Regions from separate parts of the Homo sapiens genome. Here regions 1 and 3 are each linked to region 2. The links are chromatin contacts, found by Hi-C in ENCODE. All regions are on one chromosome and are shown on one strand. Each heading gives the region's core, a stretch centred on a gene start or an enhancer-like site at or near the end of the contact. The rest is flanking DNA. Distances are from core to core; before and after follow the strand shown. Region 1 holds the start of MAGEF1 (MAGE family member F1). Region 2 holds the start of KLHL24 (kelch like family member 24). Region 3 holds the start of VPS8 (VPS8 subunit of CORVET complex).

What was found. Hi-C counts contacts between places; a loop is a spot of excess contacts on that map. Pooled maps may share reads with other maps.
Region 1: a loop to region 2 is called in a pooled map, with 6 times the contacts of the local background. The contact joins the promoter of MAGEF1 here to the promoter of KLHL24 in region 2. A Hi-C loop is called at or near these places in 2 of 37 single-sample maps with no recorded cell type and 9 of 50 pooled maps.
Region 3: a loop to region 2 is called in a map of CD8-positive, alpha-beta T cell, with 21 times the contacts of the local background. The contact joins the promoter of VPS8 here to the promoter of KLHL24 in region 2. A Hi-C loop is called at or near these places in 4 of 168 maps with a recorded cell type or tissue (CD8-positive, alpha-beta T cell, gastrocnemius medialis and naive thymus-derived CD4-positive, alpha-beta T cell) and 15 of 50 pooled maps.

Annotation. Positions count from the first base shown.
Region 1 is chr3:184,709,895-184,713,875 of GRCh38, reverse strand. It overlaps MAGEF1 (MAGE family member F1), which reads left to right and starts at 1,812. Exons shown (of 1, transcript NM_022149.5): 1 at 1,812-3,512. The coding sequence starts at 2,055. The coding sequence ends at 2,978. LOC107986163 (a long non-coding RNA gene) reads right to left here and starts at 1,633. Exons shown (of 5, transcript NR_160768.1): 1 at 1,458-1,633. RefSeq lists an enhancer at 2,553-2,612.
Region 2 is chr3:183,634,145-183,638,073 of GRCh38, reverse strand. KLHL24 (kelch like family member 24) reads right to left here and starts at 2,451. Exons shown (of 8, transcript NM_017644.3): 1 at 2,281-2,451. It overlaps LOC107986162 (a long non-coding RNA gene), which reads left to right and starts at 1,465. Exons shown (of 2, transcript XR_001741042.2): 1 at 1,465-1,539; 2 at 1,790-3,911. RefSeq lists silencers at 1,046-1,375, 1,426-1,745, 1,936-2,005, 2,016-2,125 and an enhancer at 2,546-2,605.
Region 3 is chr3:184,810,709-184,814,771 of GRCh38, reverse strand. It overlaps VPS8 (VPS8 subunit of CORVET complex), which reads right to left and starts at 2,606. Exons shown (of 48, transcript NM_001009921.3): 1 at 2,547-2,606. RefSeq lists silencers at 296-345, 356-445 and enhancers at 2,479-2,678, 2,739-2,788.

The DNA of each region.
Region 1 (3,981 bases), core at 563-3,062, 1.1 Mb before region 2:
AGAGCACAGTCTCTGGAGTCATACTATATGGGTTCACATCCCAGCTGTGTGATGTTGGGCAAGTTACTTAACCTCCTTGTGTGTAACCTCACCTGGAAAATGGGGCTAATACCACTTACCTAGCAGGGCTACAGTATCAGAAAAAAGTGGCCCAGGGTGTTTGAGCATCCTGTACAAGGTCACAGAATGGGTGAGTACTGACCCGGTTCAGTGCTATGTCCCAGGACACCTCCTCCGCATCTCCACAGAGTGCTAGGCATTCCAGGACAGTTCATCTTGCAATTCTAATATTGTATATTGCATATAAAAATATGCATTAATTAACAGCTAACATGTATTGAATATCAATATGTGCCAAGCACTGTGTTAAATGCTTATGTGCATTACTTCACATAATCTCCACAATGCTGTTACTACTATTATACTCATTTTACTGATAAGGTAACAGAAGGGCAGAAGTTTAGGTAACTTGCCCAAGATTACATAGCTAGTAAGTAGCAAACTGTGTCACAGAAAAGATACAATCATCTATAAAATGGGGATGATGGTATTAGTACCTACATTAGTGAGAATCTGATGAATTAATATTTGAAAAGTGATTAGAACGGAGCCTGGCACCTAATAAAGCCTATATATGTGGATGTTAACAATTGCTAAGGTGATTCAGAGATGACAGTAAATAACTTCTATGCGTGGTGACTAAGGAAGGCTTGGGAAGGTGATGTTTAAACTGGGCCCTGAATAGTGGACAGGATTTGGAGAAATGGAGGTGATAGAGAGGGCATTTCTGACAGGGAAGGAAGGGAGGGAGGGAGGGAAGAAGGAAGGAAGGAAGGAAGGAAAGAAGGAAGGAAGGAAGGAAGGAAAGAAGGAAGGAAGGAAGGCAGGAAGGGAAGGAGGGAAGGGAGGGAGGAAGGAAGGAAGGAGGGAAGGAAAGAAGGAAGGAAGGAGCAAGAAGCAGAAGAAAGCTCAGAGTGTGTAAAAAGAGAAAAAGAAAAGAAATACATGGGAGTAGTCAAATTTGACTTGCGCAAAAAAAAAAAAAAAAAAGAACAAACTTCCCCTTTCTTCCAACCAGTCCCTATTCCTGCTGTACTTCTCAGTATTTTCCTCTTATCCCCATGGAATCTGCTGTCCTTACTCCCTCATCATAATGATCCATTGAATATTTATTGAGTTCCTCTCCGTGTCAGGCACTGCTCTAGGCACCGAGGATACAACCCAGTAAATAGGCCGGGTCCCAGTTCCTAGTTTGCACTATAATAATCCTCCAAACTGGATTCTAGCTTTTAGCCGGCCGAACTCCAATCTATCTTCCACAATACCGCCAGAACCGAAGACACAGATCTGGTCTGGACACTCACTTGCTTAAATCCCGCTGCAGTATTTTCTCTTTACGTCCAGAATAAATTTCAGTCTCCCTAGCATCCTTTACTAATTGGTTCGCACAGTCTTACCTCGCAGCCTTCACCGTGCACTCTGCACAAGAGCCCCGGTAAAGCACTGAAAATCCCAGATACACACACTCACAAATAGGCACTTGCAGAAAGAACGTGGGGGGCACTCCATCCCTATTTCATCTCTTGTACACCGAAACATTCCCCAGTCTGCATGCCTTGGATGGGAGAGTCCTGGTTACATTCCCCCGCCCCCGACTTTTCAAGCCTAAAATCCGTCACAGGGCGCACCCCCGTCCCCACCCTCCAGGGCATTTCCACTTATAGCAGCCTGGGCACACCCCCAACCCAGAAGGGACCGGAAAAGGAGGGGCTGCGCGCGGCACTAGGGTCGCCGTCCTGGCTGAGGTGGCCGGAAGTGGCCCCTCGCGCGGGCGCGGACTGAGGCTGCGCGCCGCAGGTTCCGGCTGCTGGCGGCGTTGCGGCCGCAGGTTTGACTCCCGTGCGGTGCGGCCCAGCAGCCACAAAGCTCCCGCTGCCATTGCTCCTTGTACTCCCGCCGTCACTGCCGCTGTCCAACCCCTCCCCCGGGGCTTGCGCGGCGGCTCCCACACCCCTCGGCCCGTGTACGCGCTCTGCACCTGCCTGCCCGAAAACATGTTGCAGACACCAGAGAGCAGGGGGCTCCCGGTCCCGCAGGCCGAGGGGGAGAAGGATGGCGGCCATGATGGTGAGACCCGGGCCCCGACCGCCTCGCAGGAGCGCCCCAAGGAGGAGCTTGGCGCCGGGAGGGAGGAGGGGGCTGCGGAGCCCGCCCTCACCCGGAAAGGCGCGAGGGCCTTGGCGGCCAAAGCCTTGGCAAGGCGCAGGGCCTACCGCCGGCTGAATCGGACGGTGGCGGAGTTGGTGCAGTTCCTCCTGGTGAAAGACAAGAAGAAGAGTCCCATCACACGCTCGGAGATGGTGAAATACGTTATTGGAGACTTGAAGATTCTGTTCCCGGACATCATCGCAAGGGCCGCAGAGCATCTGCGGTATGTCTTTGGTTTTGAGCTGAAACAGTTTGACCGCAAGCACCACACTTACATCCTGATCAACAAACTAAAACCTCTGGAGGAGGAGGAGGAGGAGGATCTGGGAGGAGATGGCCCCAGATTGGGTCTGTTAATGATGATCCTGGGCCTTATCTATATGAGAGGTAATAGCGCCAGGGAGGCCCAGGTCTGGGAGATGCTGCGTCGGTTGGGGGTGCAACCCTCAAAGTATCATTTCCTCTTTGGGTATCCGAAGAGGCTTATTATGGAAGATTTTGTGCAGCAGCGATATCTCAGTTACAGGCGGGTGCCTCACACCAATCCACCAGAATATGAATTCTCTTGGGGTCCCCGAAGCAACCTGGAAATCAGCAAGATGGAAGTCCTGGGGTTCGTGGCCAAACTGCATAAGAAGGAACCGCAGCACTGGCCAGTGCAGTACCGTGAGGCCCTAGCAGACGAGGCCGACAGGGCCAGAGCCAAGGCCAGAGCTGAAGCCAGTATGAGGGCCAGGGCCAGTGCTAGGGCCGGCATCCACCTCTGGTGAGGGTTGGTGAAAAGTTGGCCAGTGGGTCCCCGTGAGGACGAACTACTGTCCTGAGTCATAAGTAATATGGGTGGGGCGAGGGTCTTATTTCTGTAGAAATCGTGTGACTTTAAGGATTTAGATTTTGTATCTTATGTTTTGTAACATTTAATAATTACTGTTAAAATGCTGTTTGTAAATGAGATTGGTCTACTTTTTCCTGTAGGATTTTATTGTAGAGTTTTGCTGGTTTTGTAAAATGGATGGAAGAACTTTGTATTTATACTGTGATTTTGAACAGATTATGCAACATTGGAAGGAAGGCTGTACTTTGATGGTTTGAAGGAACTCAGCAGTATGATGATCTGGTTCCAGGGGAAAAAAATAGCTGGTTGGTGTCTAGCCCCCCAACACTTTTGTCTGTTGTGTATAAAAGAAGAAAGACTGGCATGTACCTTCATTTGCTTAGCTATTTGAGTATCTAGAGAAAAATTAAAATGCAATGAGTTAGCAGTATACCCTGGCACACTTAATAAATTAAACATTTGTGGAGCATCTTGTTTTCTGTGATGCACTGTGTGGGCACTTGGGGATAGAATACTAAACAAGATAAAGGTCCTACTTTTTTTCAGAATTGAAGAGTAAGTAAATAAACAAGAAATTAGCAGTGCAATGAGTTGAAGTCTACAAAGGGATACTTAACCCAGCTGGGATGATTGAGTGAGGTTTGCTGTAATCCCAGCACTTTGGGAGGCCGAGGCGGACTGATCACCGGAGTCAGGAGTTCAAGACCAGCCTGGCCAACATGGTGAAACCCTGTTTCTACTAAAATTACAAAAATTAACCAGGCGTGGTGGCACACACCTGTAATCCCAGCTACTTGGGAGGCCAAGGCACAAGAATCTCTTGAATCTAGGAGACGGAGGTTGCAGTGAGCCGAGATCATACCACTGCACTCCAGCTTGGGAGACAGAGCAAGACCCCGTCTCAGAAAAAAATAAGAAATAAAAATAATGATTTCAGA
Region 2 (3,929 bases), core at 1,202-3,701:
TGTAACCATCTCCTCTGGAATTTTAAAGAATGCATAACCAATAGGAACTGTTCATATTCAATTCCTGCTTCATCCAGGGGAGCTCAAACTTCCTTCTACAAAAATGTATTGTCTTTGCCAGGCACGGTGGCTCACGCCTGCAATCCCAGCACTTTGGGAGGCTGAGGCGGGCGGATCACCTGAGGTCAGGAGTTCAAGACTAGCCTGGCCAACATGGTGAAACCCCGTCCCTACTAAACATACAAAAACTAGCCGGGCGTGGTGGCGGGCGCCTGTCATCCCAGCTACTCGGGAAACTAAGGCAGGAGAATCGATTGAACTCGGGAGGCGGAGATTGCAGTGAGCTGAGATGGCCTGGGTGACGGAGTGAGACCACTCCACTCCAGCCTGGGTGACAGAATGTGAGACCCTGTCTCAAAAACAAAACAAGTGTATTAAGTCTTGAGTGAATTCCTATATCTGCAGAAGAAAATCTGACAAAACGCAAATACCCTATTAACTCAAGCGATTAGAAAAACCATTTTCAACACACTATGGCTAAAAATGATTGGTCTTGAAGATTTTATTACCGTCAGCTTAATGTACAATTTTAAAACGACACAGTCGCAACCCACTTCTCAAACATTTTGAATTACCACGGGAATTAAAACATAGAAGTGTGTGACCTAGAATCCCTCAAACAAGGAAAACAACTCATCCGAGCCGAGTATGGAAGAATCTTTACTTTTTAGGGGAGTATCTTCAAACTATCTTTTTTAAATAGTAGAAATCTGCTTTTAAATCTCAGCCAACAACAAGCAGATTTTAAATCTATTTTACAACCCTAATAAAAACCAACCTCTTAGCTGGTGGACCCAGTCTGTAGCTGCAAATACAAAGACGTGATTTTTGAAAAGCTGCCCACAAGAGCAAGTGATTAATCATTAAAATCCACTAAAATCAATTGTGAACAGCCACTGCCTCAGGGGTGACCGTGGGGCCCCCTAAGATGTGGCACTGTGATCTATATTTAGCTATCTAAACACGTTTACAGAACTGGCAACAACGTGTTCGCAGGACTTCCTGCGAACCACCCGGCAGATAACGCGACACTAGTTAAAGGGTGTTAATTTTCCGGTCCTCGGAGGGCAGGCCACGGTAGCCGATCTCTGCGTGCCCAGAACTGCCTGCAGGATCAGGCAGCAGCAGCGGCGGCGGCGGCCACCGAGGCTACCAGCCGCCCGCAGCAGGGGCGGGAGCGCGCGCCTCCCGCACCCGCGCCACCCGGCTCCACTCGGGCCGCAGCTGCAAAAGCAGCGACAGCGCGCGCTCCCGCGCGTCCTCCAGATCACCTTCAAGGGGGCGGGAAGAATGGCCCAGGGCAGGCCCACCTAGTGACAATAAAAACTCGCCAATAAAAACTCGAACTCTCCCTCGGGTACCGCCCACAAGCTGCCGCAGGCGCCCAATCCCCGCCGCGTTAACAGTCTTCACCCGGGGTGTCCAGAACTTGAGGGCGGGTCCATTAGGAACTAAATTAAGAAACTGAGTCCTGGAGTGGTAAGAAGGTGGGGAGGTTAGGCGGGGACTGCGCCGGCGGAACGCCCGCTCCCCCGCCCGCCCCGGCTCCCCGGGGACGGCCGCAGCGGGCCGGGTGTCGCGATCGTGGTAAACAAAGGCTCGCAGGGGACGGGGGCGGGGGTAACGGTCAGGTGACAGTGCCGAGTGCATTTCGCAATCGCTTTAATGGGGCTTCACGGGCCCGCGGCCCTGGGGACCCCACCTTGACCCCGTCATTCCTCCCGGACAGAACCGACGGTCGTCCCACCAAACAAGAAGGCTGGATTTGAGGCGGTCGCACTCCCCCGGGCTTCCTGAAATAAAAAGCAGCGCCCCGTTCGCAGCCCATCGGCAACAAGCAGCACCCGTCTGCCCAGCCGCCTCCCCCGGCGGCGCCCGGCCCCGCGGCGACTAGCCTACCGCACCTGCGGCTACCCCCAGTCCCGGCAACCACCCCGCCCTAGCCAGGCCGCACCAGCCGCGCCGCGGTTCCGGGCCGTAGTGCCAGGAGGCGCGCGCGCCCTCCCTCAGGGCTGTAGCTACCAAGCGGGGGAGGAAGACCCCCCAGGTGAACCCTGGAGGCCCCTCGCCTCAGAAAGGGGCCCTGTAGCCCAGCTGCAGCCTCTCCGCAGACCGCCAGTCTGGCTCTGAGAGGCCGGCCGCCGCTGGCTGCCCTCCCGCAGACACCCCGGTGGTCAGGACCGCCGTCGCCCCTCCGCCCCCGAGGACTCAGACTCTGACCGGTTCCTCGCCTTTCGGCCGGTCCCGGAGCTGTCACCCCCGGTACCTCTCGGCGAACACTGGAAGCAGCCAGCAGTGGCTAACCCCGCGGTCCCTCAGCGGCGGGCGGCGCAGCGCACTCTCCAGCGCCGGCGTCTCCTCCAGCCACCAGTCTCTGCCGCAGCTCACAACAAAGGAAACATGTGACCGTCCGGGCCAAAACACTGAGCGTCAGCGAACCCTGGCCAATCCGGGTGGGCGTCCTCCGCCCCGGGGAACCCTGGGAGATGTAGTTCACGCTTCCCGGTGGCCTCCGGGGCCACCTGGGGCTCCCGCCGTGGGGTGGGTGTCGGGTGCCCAAGAGGACGAGACCCACCCAAAGGGCTGCTGACTCAAAAACACCTTGTTTTAAGCAGAGACAGTTAAAAAAATGCCTCTTGTGTAAGGAGCCGAGTGAGAAGCCAGAGTCGTTTCTTTCCTTCCCTCAAAGGCCCCTGCCACGTCCCAAGGAAAAAGCCCGCGATCAGCCCTTCGACTTTAAAGCTTGGGTCGAAGCTTAGAGAGCTTTTTATTTGACCCTTTGATAGACAATCGGAAATCAGGCCTGAGGGCCTGCAGGGTGGACGAGACTAAAACCCCAGTCCTTAGAAGGAGCAAGGAAAACCACCTCTTTTTTTTTGATAAAGCTGTTACTGTCCCTGGTATCAAATCCTAGGTTACCTTTTTATTTTAAACGCACATGCACGTCGACCAAAGCTGTCACAAATCCCTGTTTTCCAAGGTAGATGGAGTTCCTAAAGGACATTGTGTTGTCGTTTTGTGTCTGCAAGCTTTTTGTTTTGTTTCGTTTTGAGACAGAGTTTCGCTCTGCCACTCAGGGTGGAGTGCAGTGGCGCAATCTCGGCCCACTGCAACCTCTGCCTCCCGGGTTCAGGCGATTCTCCCGCCTTAGCCTCCCGAGTAGCTGAGACTACAGGTGCCCGCCACCACGCCCAGGTAATGTTTTGTATTTTTAGTAGAGGCTGTGTTAGCCAGGCTGGTCTCGAACTTCTGGCCTCAAGTGATCCGCCTGCCTTGGCCTCCCACAGTGCTAGGATTACAGGCATGAGCCACTGCGCCCCGCCTGCAGGTATTCTTTTAAAGGATGATTGCAACCATTTAACTAGTTTTTGGTTTCTGATACCAAATTTAAAAATCTCTATCTTCTACATGTCATGAATACCGTCATGCCTCTATTAAATTAGGCGTTGTGTTCTGATGACCAGAGGCGGAAATAATATGGAAGGCCTATATACAGGCCTTTTAAACATACTTTTTAGGCCTCTTTTCCATCTCTTATTCAATTATTTGAGCTATTTCTTCTGGTATTTATATATTTCCAAATAATGTATGACTATTTCCTATTAAGGAAGCTATCCTTCTCATAATCTGGTTAAATCATTAATGTTTACGCTAATGAGACCATGTATTTATTATTCATTGTTGAGACAAATCGTATACAATTTCCCATCTTGTATGGCTTTTGGTTTTCCTTGGAGTTTTAATAATTATCCTCTTTCTTTGCTTATTTTATTATGGATCTATCACAATGTCCTCTTAGTTTTTCTAAAACGATAAAATGCTTTCAATACAACTCCATATAATCAAACCCATCAGATAATCCATCGTGT
Region 3 (4,063 bases), core at 1,357-3,856, 1.2 Mb before region 2:
ACAGTGTTCAAAAAGTCTACAGTAGTGTACAATAATGTCCTAGGCCTTCACACTCACTCACTACTCACTGCCTCACCCACAGCAACTTCCAGTCCTGCAAACTCCATCCATGGTAAGTGCCCCACACAGGTTCACATTTTTCAATCTTTTAAACTGTATTTTTACTGTACCTTTTCTATGTTTAGATATACAAATACTTGGCCATTGTGTTACAACCACCTACAGTATTCAGTACAGTAACATGCTGTGCTGGTTTATAGCCTAGCAGCAACAGGCCATCCCACATAGTCTAGGTGTGTAGCAGACTACACCATCTAGGTTTGTGTAAGTACACTATGATGCATGCACAATGACAAAATTTGCCTAACCACACATTTCTCAGAACATATCCCCTAACTGTCCCATGACTGTAACAGGAAGAATGAGGCTTGCAATTACAGTTGCAGAGGAGATAGGGAACTGGGGGTTACTGGTCCTTTGCAGAAAGGGAGAGAGACACAAGTACTCCATCACTGGAGTCACTGGATTTAGTGATATAGTGATACCCCAGCCCCTTCCAGGTTTGGAGCCAATAAATCCCTTTTAGCTTAAGCCCATTTGAATTTTCTGTCACTTGCAACAGAAATATCTTTGACTAAAAAAGTATAATTGCTATTACAGTAAACCTAAGAAATTCATAACAGTGAAAAATCCAACGCAAAGCTATATTTCCTTGCTAAAACACAGAACACATTTAATAATGTCATACAGCGTGAAGATAAGTCAAATATTCATTCAAGATTCAGTTAAGAATACAACAGTTTGATCTTACCACTATGTACCGATGACACCTACAGCTGTGGATCAAGAGAACATACGATCTAAACTCTATGAAAGCTATCAATAGATCCAAAGTTAAACATACTTCATTAAATTCAAAAGATCTTACTTCTCATTCACATACATAACTGACATTTTGTGTCACACTGGTTGAAATGTCAATGGAATAGTGAGATACAGCTAAGAATCACCAACATGTCCCAATATTCTGGAAGACAGAAAACATCCATCTGCTGACAATGGTCCAGATACGAAGCAAATATATTAAATATAAAGAAAAAATCAACATATTACTCTGTTAGAGCTCTGGAAAGAATTTTCTCACAAATGCCTCTTTGACCATATAAAGCCCAGTAGTTCAACGAATTTTTTTTCCATTTATCTTTATTGCATATTCTATGGAACAGGCCAGCTATTGCCAGAGGATTCAATACCTATTCTGTGCTTAAATTTAACCATGAGCAAACCCACGTCTTACACAAACATATGCAGATTCTCCATCCACATTTATATTAGATATACCTCAAACCCACACAGGCAGACATAGACATACACAGACAATTAACATGTAATTGTCTCCCAAATGCAGACATTTGGAGTAAGGTTTAGCACCACAAGCTAACATCCATGCTTGTTTTGCTTGGGTTTTGGGGTTTTTCAGTAGGGGAAAGTAGAGTATGGTAGAGGGTGGATGGTGCAGAGGCCAGAAGCCTTCCTATTCATTCTAACAAGAATCTAAGAAGTGGAGGGGGCCTGCTTATTTAAAGAAGGCTCCCCAGCTAGCTATTCCTGATAACCCACGGCCATGGAACCTCTCACCGATCCTACCTCCTCCCACCCTATCCTCCTGTAAAGCACCCCCATTTTGTACACCCAGACACTCTGAGCAGCTGTTTCCCTCCTTCCCCAGATGCCAAGCACAAAGAACTGGCCAAGGCACAGGAGTAGCCTCGAACTTCAGAGGCCCACCTTTCACCCTGCTGCCCTCACTCTGGTGCACAACTTGCACGCGGAGACAAACTGGAACCAGCCTCACAGGGTGCGCACCGATCCTAAGAGGTGGACACCCCATCTAAGCCTCAGGCTCAGGCACCTTGATATCAGTCCCTGGAGGCTAAAGGGGTCCACACCTGTTTCCCAGGCCCGACAGACCGGCTACACACCTGTTCCGCCCGGGAGTGGGGAGGGGCATGACACCCGCCGCCTAGGCTCACAGTCGGGGGAGCGGGCGCGCCAGTCCCTCAGCCTAATTGCCGCACGACTGTAACAGGACAGAATGAGGCTTGCAATTATAGTCGCAAAGTAGATAGGGAACTGAGGGGTTACTGGCCCTTTGCAGAAAGGGAGAGATACACAAATACATCACCGGAGTCACTGGATTTAGTGATACCTCAGCCCCTTCCAGGTTTGGAGCCAATAAATCCCTTTTTACTTAAGCCCATTTGAATTTTCACATTCATTTGGAACCAGTAAGTGGAAATTGCCCGACCCAGTTCCGGGCCAACGTACGACACGCCCCTCCACTCGAGAATCAACCCCGCCCGGCCCGTGGCTCGGGTCCGGTTAGCCCGTCAGGGGCTGCTCTGTTCGCTCCCCGAGGTCCCGCCGCTGTCGCGCGGGGAGGAGACGCCGAGGCTCAGAGACCTGTCGCGCGCTCTCCTCCTACCCTGAATACGGCCCCTCAATCCTGTCTCCTTCCACGGGCCCGCTCTCTGGAAACTCGTTACCTGAGCTTGCTGCCATTCCGGCCGTGGACCGCCGGCCCACGTGACCGCACCCACTGCTCTAGCCTCACGCACGCGCACTACCTACCACTGCGGGCAGCGCTTCCGCTTTCCTCCTCGCACTGCTCCCCCTCCTGGGCGGTCCGCGCCTCTTCACCACGCCCCTATTTAAAGGGCCAGAGATACGCCGTCTTCCCCCCTACGGAAAAAATGGGTGATTCACATCTTGAGGACCAAGAGAATGGAAACGTCGAAAGAGTAGCGCAGACAAATAAATAACAGTCCTTGAGGTGAGAGGAGAAAGCTCCTCCTTTAAGAAAGTGAACTTACTTGCAGCCAGCCCAGAAGGGAAGTTGATTCCCTGCCTTTTGGAGTTTGCAACCAGTAAATTTTTTTTAACTTTTTTTTTTTTTTAAAAGATGAACTCAGAATTGCCTATTTATTGTGTCAAATAAGTACAATAGGCACACACATACTAAAATACCAACTATTATCTTGTAATATATCATCAGTGTTGCTCCCCAAAATACATCTTAACACCAAAAATACAGGAGAAACATAGTCTCAAATAAAGGAAACATCTGAAAAATGAACAAAAACGTATGCTTATTTCTCTTATCGCTCCTGAAGAAAGGTGAAAGCTTTCAGAACAGACTGGTTTCTAGAGTCATCACTGTACGTAACATTAGCCCCAGGACACAGATTTTAGGCCTGCTGGGGGCTATATAGGTCAAGAAAACAGGAGGAAGAACACCAGAAGATACTCTTGGAAGGAGATACAGAAAATATTCGGTTGGGCAGACATTTTTGAGCATCAGCTAGGTTCACTAGACTTCTGGGCCTTCAGAAGACCCGAAGGTGTTGCCCTGTCCTCCAGGTATTTATTTTCTAAGAATTCAGTGTACAGACATAACAAAATACAAGGCAGGCTGTTTTGAGTAATATAAAGAAAGACATTGAACCACCATTTTCGCACAGACAGGGGGAAAGGGTGAAACACTCAAGGAAGGATGTGGTATCTTGTCAGGGCCTTGAAGGATTTCAGTAGCAGAGAGCAGGGAGAATGCCTAGCTGAGGGAAGGGTGGGATCAAAGGCAGTACAAAGCAAGTTTGGGAACTAGTTATTGGCCTGATGTAGCCGTGGTGTGGCCAGTGGCTTTCAACCTTCTTTTAATCATCCCTCACAGTAAGAAATACATTTCAGGCCAGGTGCGGTGACTCATGCCTGCAATCCCAGCACTTTGGGAGGCTGAGGCAGGTGGTCAGGAGTTCAAGACCAGCCTGACCAACATGGAGAAACCCTGTCTCTACTAAAAATACAAAAATTAGCCAGGTGTGGTGGCATGCACCTGTGGTCCCAGCTACTCGGGAGGCTGAGGCAGGAGAATTGCTTGAACCCAGGAGGCAGAGGTTGCAGCAGTGAGCCAAGATTGTGCCATTGCACTCCAGCCTGGGTAACAGAGTGAGACTCCGTCTCAAAAAAAAAAAAAGATACATTTCAGCCATGGCCTAGTATAAAA